2 separate regions of the Homo sapiens genome follow, and region 2 is linked to region 1. Evidence: chromatin loops called from intact Hi-C (ENCODE). Cell type or tissue: breast epithelium. All regions are shown on one strand.

Region 1 (5,000 bases):
AAGTCCTGTTTGTAAAGAAGAGTCTTCCTCACTGAGACACCAGTGGATGAGTACATTGACTGAAATAACACATCCTGCCCACCAAGGCAAGTATGGGAGTGAGAAACAGCACGGGCAGCAGAAGGACACTTACGGTTGGCACAGCTTGATTAGGTCCTGGTCAGTGGTGCCTGGTGGGAGGCCTCGAATGTACAGGTTGGTTTTACTCAACTGTTCCCCGCTGCTGTTGTTGCTGCTGTTGTTGCTGCTGCTGTTTGTGCTGGGGCTGGGAGGAGCCATGGGGTGGGGAGCTGGTGCATAGGACTGCTGGAAACAGAAAAAGCTGTTACTGGAAAAACAAAAGCCAGCACCTATTCACAGGCCAGCAGCACAACTTGAAATCAATGTAAGCTATGCGTCTTCTCCAATACACACACGTACATACACACACACATTTATATCACTACTCTCTGTTGCATTCAAGAATATCGTCCCCCGCCCTGGCCCTCCATTCAGATCAGCATAAGTCAGCCATAAAAGGGACAAAAAACAGTTATCAGGTGCTCCTGGCAGTAGCATATGGCATTTGAACTTGTCTCTGACTATAGTGACTCTCCTTAGATTGGTAAAGTAGCATATCTTCTTCCCTAATAAAATAAAACAGTCACTTTTGGCAATAAACTCTGACCCTAGCTTACCTTTAATACCCAAGCATCTTTGGTTTCCCTCTATTACCTTGTTCCCTCCTTTTCTCCAAAGAAACTCCCTCCTATTGTTTTCCTCAACATTACTGTTCAGCATAATTCCTGATACAAAGAAATCATTCCTATAAATAGTGATTCTATGAATGACTGAATGAATGAAACCATCTTAGCTCTTTCTCATATTCCCAAAATCGTTTCTTTACATTGAATGTTCCTTGTTTGCAAGATGGAGCTACCATTCTTTCCTTACCTTCAAGATCCTCTTTAAATTACTCTAATCCAGGATCCCAACCTAGGCACTATAAACCATCTGGACAGGATAATTATTTGTTGTGGGCACTGTCCTTGTTCACTGTAGGATGTTTAGTAGCATCCTTAGCCTCTATCTCCCAGATTCTAGTAATGCCCATTCCCCAGATGTGATCACCAAAAAATATTCCCAGACATTGCCAAATGCTCCCTGGTGCTGGTAGGAATCTCCCCCTGGGAGAACCGCTGTTTTAATTCATTACATTATTATATGGCAAAATTAAAATGATAAAATGACTCCCAGAAAATTGCAATAAACAATGTGAGGGTTTTTAAAATTATACATACCAGAATTCATAGATATATATTTACTAATTATGCTTCTTTTTTTATACAGGCATATCTTCAAAAGTTCTCAACTAACACTGACTGTCTAGGGTTGAGTCCCTGCTGTGCCTCTTACTGGCTATGTGACCTTTAAGTGGTGCCTTAACCTCTCTGAGAAGCAGCATTCTCATTAATACGAAGGAGATAATAACGGTACTCTCTTAAGTTAGAAGATTTTTTCAAAAAGTTGAGTTAATGCAAACAAAATGGTTCCTAGAAATTAATAAGTGTACAATATTAGCAAAAATAACAATAATATGAATATTCATGGTTTGTATCTGTCTTGTAGTAATATCAACCTATATAACTGTCCCAGATTTTCTCAGTTGTGACCCCAAATGCTACCCAAAAACAAAATAAGCACATTCATCAAGATTCCAGTGGGGAAACTTTGGGCTGGGTTCTCATCTGAAGATGAAGAGTCTTTAGCTATTTTATCAGATTTGGGAGGTATGTCTTTGTCAAACAGCACATTTTTGGCACATTAGCAAGTAAGTATTCAGATGAGGTCAAACTATAATACATTTTGTGCCATGGCATAAAGGTAAGGAATAATATAATCTGAGGGAAAAAAATGTACTTTGTGTCTCTACAGTTTCATTCTAAAAAAAAAAACCTCAAGAAACATATTCAACATGAAAATAGTATGTCTTTTCATCCCAAAACTTCTGCTGCTGACCAAATTGACAGGCCTAGTGGGTCTGGGTAAATAATGAGATGTCCTGGAAATAGAACTGACTGTGGCCTTAATCACAGACAGCTAAACTTTGTATGTAGAATCCTGCAGTGGCTTCCCACCAAACTTATTACAAAGTCCTGAAAGCTCCACATGATTTTTTATCAGACTTTTTCTCCAATCACTTCTTAGACCAGACACTGTGGTACTCCCAACTTTTCACCCTTCCCATTCTCAGCCCCACTCTACTCGGCTGGCTCTAATCCATCCTTCTGATTTCAAATTAAGTATCATCCTACAACACTCTGGTATTTTCCTTCACAGCTTTCAGTGTATTGGGTCTTATTTAATTATTTTTGGCTTATTTAATGCCTGCCTCTAACAGTAATCTGTGTTTCCTGAGAGCAGGGAATGTGTCAAACCATACATGAGTATGTCATGTATGTAGCCTAGTGCCTGATATACAGTAGGTGCTTGAGAAATATTTAGGTTACTATATATATAATAAAAAATGGAATAAAGACAGCACTTAGCATTTAGAGAAAGAAGGCCAAGTTTTAGCAGTACCCAGCTTCATTTCTTGCAATAGTAATCTGTTTTACACCTTCCAGGATTTTAAATTTGGTCAGTCCCTATTTCCCACTGTCTATAAGACAATGTGCTTTAGATTCAGTATATCACATGCAACCCATTGCACCTATTCTCTCATTCCCAATTCCCCACACCAGCCACCCAATACAATTACCCCATATCTTTCAATGTTGCTGTTGTTCTGCCAGTCTCCATGCTAGAAAACTTGGTGTTAGCTTTATCTGCTTCTTAATTCTAAATCTCAGAATACAGTCAGCCACCAAAATCTCAAACAGCCTCCTGGAAACCTCCTTTTCTCTGAATTCCCATTGTTTCCCTCAGCCAGAGACTGTACCATCTCATATGCAGCGAGCTTCAAGCTTTCTATCATGTTTCACCTTTTATGCCCCTTATTTTTGGGAAGGCAGGGTAGGTTGGGAATAAGAAAATTGTCCAGACTGGGCACTATGGTTCACGCCTGTAATCCTAGCACTTTGGGAGGCTGAGATGGGTGGACTGCTTGAGCCCAGGAGCTCGAGACCAGTCTGGACAACATGGCAAAACCCCATCTCTATAAAAAATACACAAAAATTAGCTGGGTGTGGTACCATGTGCCTGTGGTCTCTGCTATCCAGGAGGCCGAGGTGGGAGGTTCACTTGAACCCTAGAGGCTGAGGCTGCAGTGAGCCATGATGGCGCCACTGCACTCTAGCCTGGGCAACAGAGCAAGACCCAGTCTCAGAAAAAATAAAAAGTAAAAATAACAAAGAAAGAAAATTGTGCAACGCAAACACACATTGACCAACAGTTGAGAAATGCACAAGTGAAAGAATAGACATGACAGGAGCAAAACCCAGAGCCTCCAGATTTCTTCTTTGAAATAAACGTTTTTTGGCTGGGCGCGGTGGCTCACGCCTGTAGTCCCAGCAGTTTGGGAGGCTGAGGAGGGCGGATCACAAGGTCGGGAGATCAAGACCATCCTGGCCAACATAGTGAAACCCCATCTCTACTAAAAATACAAAAATTAGCTGGGCATGGTGGTATGTGCCTATAATCCCAGCTACTCAGGAGGCTGAGGCAGAAGAATCACTTGAACCCGAGAGTCAGAGGTTGCAGTGAGCCGAGATTGCGCCACTGTACTCCAGCCAGGCGACAGAGTGAGACTCTGTCAAAAAAAAAAAAGAAAAGGAAAAAGAAAGAAAGAAACATTTTTCTCAACTATTCTTTAGTATTGCTTTAGTATCAACATTTTTCACATAGAATTTTAAAATGAATTTTAAAATGAATTATACAGGATAAAACCTTCTTTTCCTGGTATTTGGATTAAATAGAATATATTCATTGCCTTTTGAAATTTAATATCTACAGAAAGCTCAAGTTTCTTAGCTAGCATCAAAAACTATGACTTATTTCCTGACATAAAGTATTCTGTTTAGCTTCTTGGAATCCTCACAAAACTTAAGCTCTACCTCTTTTACAAGTCCTGCACACAGTAGGTGTTCAGTACATGCTTGCCGAGGTGGCTTCCTGGTGTATCTCATAATGGGTCAGATGAGATTTCTCTTTACTTCCCTTATATGCCTTACTCTCTTAAAATTCCCAGGGCCTTTTTAAAGCTGTTTGCTACCACTTTCACCTCCCCTCTCTCCAAATTCTTTGAATTCCATTCTGCATTCAGGCTTTTTCAAAAATGAGACTTTGTTTAGCCTTTAAAACCACCAGGGAGCCAGAAAAATGTCTCCAGCTTTATGTATCACAGATTAGAAGGACCAGTTCAGACTGAGTCCTTGACTAATCAAATAAGAAAGCACCAGCTACAGGATGATCAATATGTGTTTACTTAATTCTTTTCCCCCCTAGGGCTCTTTGTAAGCATTTCCATAACCAGAACACCATTTAGTAAATTGCATGATGCCTAAAGCAATAAACGTGTCCTCCAAAAGGCCCAACAAATTCACAGGGAAAAAAATTAACAAAATAGTCAAAAGCCAACCGAAGTTGGGATGAGGATCAGGAACTTGTGTGCACTGAAGTGAGATATGTAATTTATAATTAGGAGTGGAAGCACCAGACTTGTGAAGAAAGAATGTATTTCAGAAGCTTTCTGAACAAAATACAAAAAGGCGGTTTTCTTTGTCATATCCTTGTTCGTAAATTCTAGAAATTCTGCTGAAAGCGGTCGATTTTCTCGGTGTTATTGAACCAATCAATCCACAGATTTTAACACCCAGTGTAGGAACTCTTCCTTATCTTTAGTATTTCATTTATCTGTTGATGATGCACTGATTGATTCAGGTAGCGGTCAGCATTATAAATCATTCTTTGGTTTTAAGAATTATAAATTCCTTCCTCTCCACCCATATTCCAAATACACATCCTTTAATCAACAAAATGTTGGCAGAAAGTTCCCGGAATGCCTGACAAATGCACAGGCC
Region 2 (5,000 bases), 270 kb after region 1:
TGAGTTCAGTAGAAAGCTCTGTCCTGGAGATTTAGAAGTCATCAGTGACTAAGACCATGCAAATGGACTGAGTTGAGAAGGCAGGGAGCTTAAGGCTATCACCAAATTTATTAGTATAAGCTTAAGGTGATGAGCTAATTCAATTAGGCCCCGTATCCAAAAAATTAATTCCCATCGGCCAAAGACATAAGGAGTGGCTTATTAGTGGAAAATTCTATAAAATTACTGTTTCCATGCTGCAAAGTATGGCAAAGTACCATGAGTAGTTTGCCCTTGGCAAGTTCATTCTAATATTAGTACCACTTATTGAATCTCTACTTCAAAGGGCACAGATTATTGGGAGTTTTCATTCTCAAGCACAGAATATACTCTCTACCAGTCATGAAAATCATTACAGACTAAAAAACTGTTTTGAGTATCAGAGAACTAAGGATAGAGTAACCACTAAATCGTAGTAACAAATGATAATCATCACCCAAGAACTATCCTATCCATCACAAAACTTTAGTTGCAATAACCCCCTCCTGCATCCTCTCTAAGGAATCTTGCCAGAAGTTATGTGTCTTCAGCATTGTATGATTTATGCTGTGGAATGTTATCATGCCTTTGTTACAAACTACTTCATCAGCAATTGAATAACAGGCATTTATTGTCAACTTACCATGTGAGCAGTACTGCACTAGATCTTGCAGAAGGCACAAGAAGGTGAGGGATACTCACTCTAAGTAAATTCTCCATCTATTGGAATATGTCAATAGACACTCACTAAATATTTATTGAAAGAACTTGCTGTGCTCACCTGTTGTTACCAAATTTTACTAATTTCAGATGTTCTACTGACATGTGAGCTAGTCTGTGAACTATTACCCAATTTGTAGTCCTTCAGCAGATTTTATTGTTCCTTTGTCTTTATCATCACATAATTTGGAATTTACATATTTTTGTGGGTTTTTTTGTGGCAGATATATCTAAGTTCAAAAGCATTAAAATGTGTTTATGCATGCACTTGTATCTTACCCTATCTCTTACATACACAGACAATTCAGAATCTTTTAGACTGGGGCTTGGCAATTTGTTTTACTACAAAGGGTCAGATGGTAAATATTTTAGGTTATATGAGCTACACAATCTCAGTAGCAACTATTCAACTCTGCCATTGTAGCATAAAAGCAGCCATAGACAATCTGAAAAAAAAAAAAAGGGGAGTGGCTGGGTGCCAATAAAACTTTATTTACAAAAGCAGGCAGTGGGCTGGATGGATTTGACTTGCTGGAGTTTGCCAAATTCCGTTCTAAACTGTCAACTTTTTAAATTTATCATTGTACTTTCTCCACCAACAAGCATAATGTTATGGAAAGAGAAGTTGGGGAAAGAAAACGCTTTGAATCAATTCATAAATTTCTTTATGCCTACTGCAGAAGGTAATTGAAGTTGAAATTTACAGGAAAGGATCATGAAAATAGAAGGTGTTTAAAACAGTATGAATAGTGATACTGATGAGAGTAATGGGGAAAAGGGAAATTGCTTTCTTCCTTCTATATCTACCAGTAGTTTGCTCCATGTAACTACAGAATATCCCAGTTAGAAATATCTTACAGAGGCCAAGCGCGGTGGCTCACGCCTGTAATCCCAGCACTTTGGGAAGCCAAGGTGGGTGGATCATGAGGTCAGGAGATCGAGACCATCCTGGCTAACATGGTGAAACCCCGTCTTTACTAAAAATACAAAAAATTAGCCAGGCGTGGTGGCGGGCACCTGTAGTCCCAGCTGCTCGGGAGGCTGAGGCAGGAGAATGGCGTGAACCCGGGAGGTGGAGCTTGCAGTGAGCCGAAATCGTGCCACTGCACTCCAGCCTGGGCCACAGAGCGAGACTCCATCTCAAAACAAAAAAAAAAAAAAAAAAAGAAATATCTTACAGAAACAAAGAGGAATAGGTATAAAGTTAGAGAACTATAGGTTGAAGAAGTTTATTTTTGACAATACAGATACAAAATTCATTGTATATATCTCACAGTTGTATTGCGTTACACAGTCATGAGCCACATAATATAGTTTCAGTTAACCACAGATCATATATATACAGTGGTCCCACAGAATGTTGTAGCCATCATAACTTCATAGAGCAATGCATTACTCATGTGTTTGTGGTGATGCTGGTATAAGCAAACCTACTGCACTGCCAGTTGTATAAAAATATTTCACATGCAATTGTGTATAGTACATAATACTTGGTAATGATAGTAAGCAACTATGTTACTGATTTATGTATTTACTATGCAACAAAAAGTAATGACTTTTTGTCATTACTTAAGAGTGTACTTCTTCTACTTATAAAAATAGCCGTAAAACAGCTTGAAGCAGGTCTTTCAGGATGTATTCCAAAAGAAATCATAGTTGCTATAGGAGATAACAGCTCCATGCACATTATTGCCCCTGAAGACCTTCCAGTCGGGAGATGTGGAGGTGGAAGACCTCCACGTTGATCATCCTGACCCTGTGTTAGCCTAGGCTAATTCGTGCGTTTGTGCCTTTGTTTCTAACGAAAAGCTTTTAAGTAAAAAAAAATAATAAAAAAATTTTAAAAATAGGCAGGGTGCGGTGGCTCATGCCTGTAATCCCAGCACTTTCAGAGGCCGAGGCGGGTCAATCACTTGATGTCAGGAGTTCGAGACTAGCCTAACCAACATGGTGAAACCATATCTCTACTAAAAATACAAAAATTAACTGGGCATGGTGGCCTGCACCTGTAGTCCTAGCTACTTGGGGGTGGCTGAGGCAGGAGAATCTCTTGAACCCGGGAGACAGAGGTTGCAGTGAGCTGAGATTGTGCTACTGCACTCTAGCCTGGAGGACAGAGTGAGACTCTGTCTCAAAAAAAAAAAAAAAAAAAATTAAATTTGAAAAAAGTATGTAGAATAAGGATATAAAGAAAGAAAATATTTTTTCTACAGCTATACAATGTTTTTAAGCGTTATTACAAAAAAGTTAAAAAAATTAAAAGTTTATAAAGTAAAAATATCCAAGCTAAAGGTACTGTATTATTGAATAAAAATATTTTTAAATAAATTTAGTGAAGCCTAAGTGTCCAGTGTTTATAAAGTATACAGTAGTATACAGTAATGTCCCAGGCCTTGATATTCACTAATCACTCACTCGCTGACTCACTAAGAACAACTGCCAGTCTTGCAAGCTGCATTCATGGTACATGCCCTGTACAGATGTGCCATTTTTTTGCCTTTTATATCATATTTTTACCGCACTTTGCCTATATTTAAATATGTTTAGATACACAAATACCATTGCACCATTGTGTTACAACTGACAATGTTCAATACAGTAACATACTGTACAGGTTTACAACCTAAAAGCAATAGGCTATTCCATACATCCTAGGCATGTAGTAGACTATACCATCTAGGTTTGTGTAAGTGCCCTCTACGATGTTCATGGACGAAATAGCCTAGCAACCCATTTCTAAAAATGTATCCTTGTTGTTCAGGGATGTATGACTCTCTCTAGCTATCTCTTTGTGTGTGTGTGTGTATGTGTGTGTTTGTGTGTGTATGATAGATCATTGTATGACACATATACATATACATACATATATGGAAACATACAGAGTGAACAAGAGAAAGAGCAAGAGTGAAAATGTGTGAGAGAGAAACAGAGCGCTTATCATCCCTCAGCACTTTGCAAACATTATATAATTCATTTTCACAACAATGTGCATAAAGTCTATATTAAGGACTCTGGGGCTTGGACCAGCAAATAGGGAAACTCAGTTTCAAAAGTAAGTATCTCTAACCTCAGTGCACATGCTCTTCAGCCCCTTTGCCAAATTGCCTTCTACTCAGTGGATAAATGTCAGAAGCAGAAGTAGTTAGAAGAGTCCAGAAAGACACTTGGAACAAATGAGACAGTGAGAAAGATGAGGTTTTTTTAGTTATGGGAAAGGGCCCTCAAGAGCCCTGCTTCCACTTGGGGATTTATCATATGGGGGAACAAGACATTATCTGTGATTGTACAGTGACATTCTGAGAAGCCCTTTGCAGTGGCTTTTCTGGTGGCGTTCTGTGCTAACTGGTTGAATAGCCACAGTTTTCTAATTCTTGACCCCCACACCACCAATCCAGACTCACTCCCAACCTCTATAGTTTCTACTGACATAATGAGGAAAGTATCCGGCATGAAGGGCATCCACCTTCCACAAACACACTAATGGCTGATGGAAGGCAAGTCAATGAAAGGCTGCTTCTAGAACATCTGCCTTGAGGTTGCAAATAGCAACATGACTGATAACTGTTATGGGATGACTGAAGCTTAAATGAGGAGCTTTAGAGTGGAAATCTGCTTCAAAAATAAACTAGCAATTGTTTGAATGTTGGAATAAAACTGACAGCAGAATTTCAGTGATGCCTCAGTCACTGCACATGCAGCAGATGGTGTCTCCGTCAGCAAGGAGGGAACTTGGCAGAAAAGAAACTAAGAGAAAGAGGAATTGTCGGTTCTTGGAGCAGCATTGAGCCATCCAAGTAAAGTGGCTGAGAAATGCCTAGACATTCAGCACATTACTTTTAAAGTTACTGTGTGAGTACAAAAAGTGGATAGGGATTATCTCTATCTCCATAGTCAGAAAACTGCCAATTTTGCAAGATGTTTTGCGGCCTACACATCAGTTACCCTTTCAGGAAGAAGCTTTGATTTGTTAAATTGATTCTAAAGATTTTTATTTTTTCTCTTTTGGGATGCCTAAGTAGATACCACAAAATGGATTTCACAGTCATAAGAGAAAATGTATGTGGCCCAATTAAAGAAGCTAATCTCACATTTCCTGTCAAATCAGAAGTCCCAACTTTGTAGGATATAACCCACAAAATTTAAAAAAAAAAATCAAAGAATCCTCAGTAACTCATGGTTCAGATTAGGCAGGGAATACAAGTTTATTTGTGTAAGTTGAAATTTAGCCTTTAAATTAAAAAGTGGTATATATTTAGTCTGAC

The links. A loop is a pair of places that touch in the nucleus more often than their neighbours do. Peaks named below come from ENCODE experiments on the same cell type or tissue, not always from the same donor. Only the 100,000 strongest peaks of a DNase experiment are listed, where the experiment ranks them.
Region 2: it touches region 1 in a loop (13-fold over the local background); 1 of 110 quality-filtered maps calls a loop at or near these places.

The regions. Positions count from the first base shown.
Region 1 is chr3:29,430,049-29,435,048 of GRCh38, reverse strand. It overlaps RBMS3 (RNA binding motif single stranded interacting protein 3), which reads right to left. Exons shown (of 15, transcript NM_001003793.3): 2 at 134-306. Among named protein-coding and RNA genes, the nearest start is that of RBMS3, 150 kb to the right of the region's middle. In breast epithelium, no CTCF peak of the experiment used is centred here; no DNase peak of the experiment used is centred here; H3K27ac peaks cover 1,339 bases.
Region 2 is chr3:29,164,492-29,169,491 of GRCh38, reverse strand. No RefSeq gene overlaps it. Among named protein-coding and RNA genes, the nearest start is that of RBMS3-AS3, 110 kb to the left of the region's middle. In breast epithelium, no CTCF peak of the experiment used is centred here; no DNase peak of the experiment used is centred here.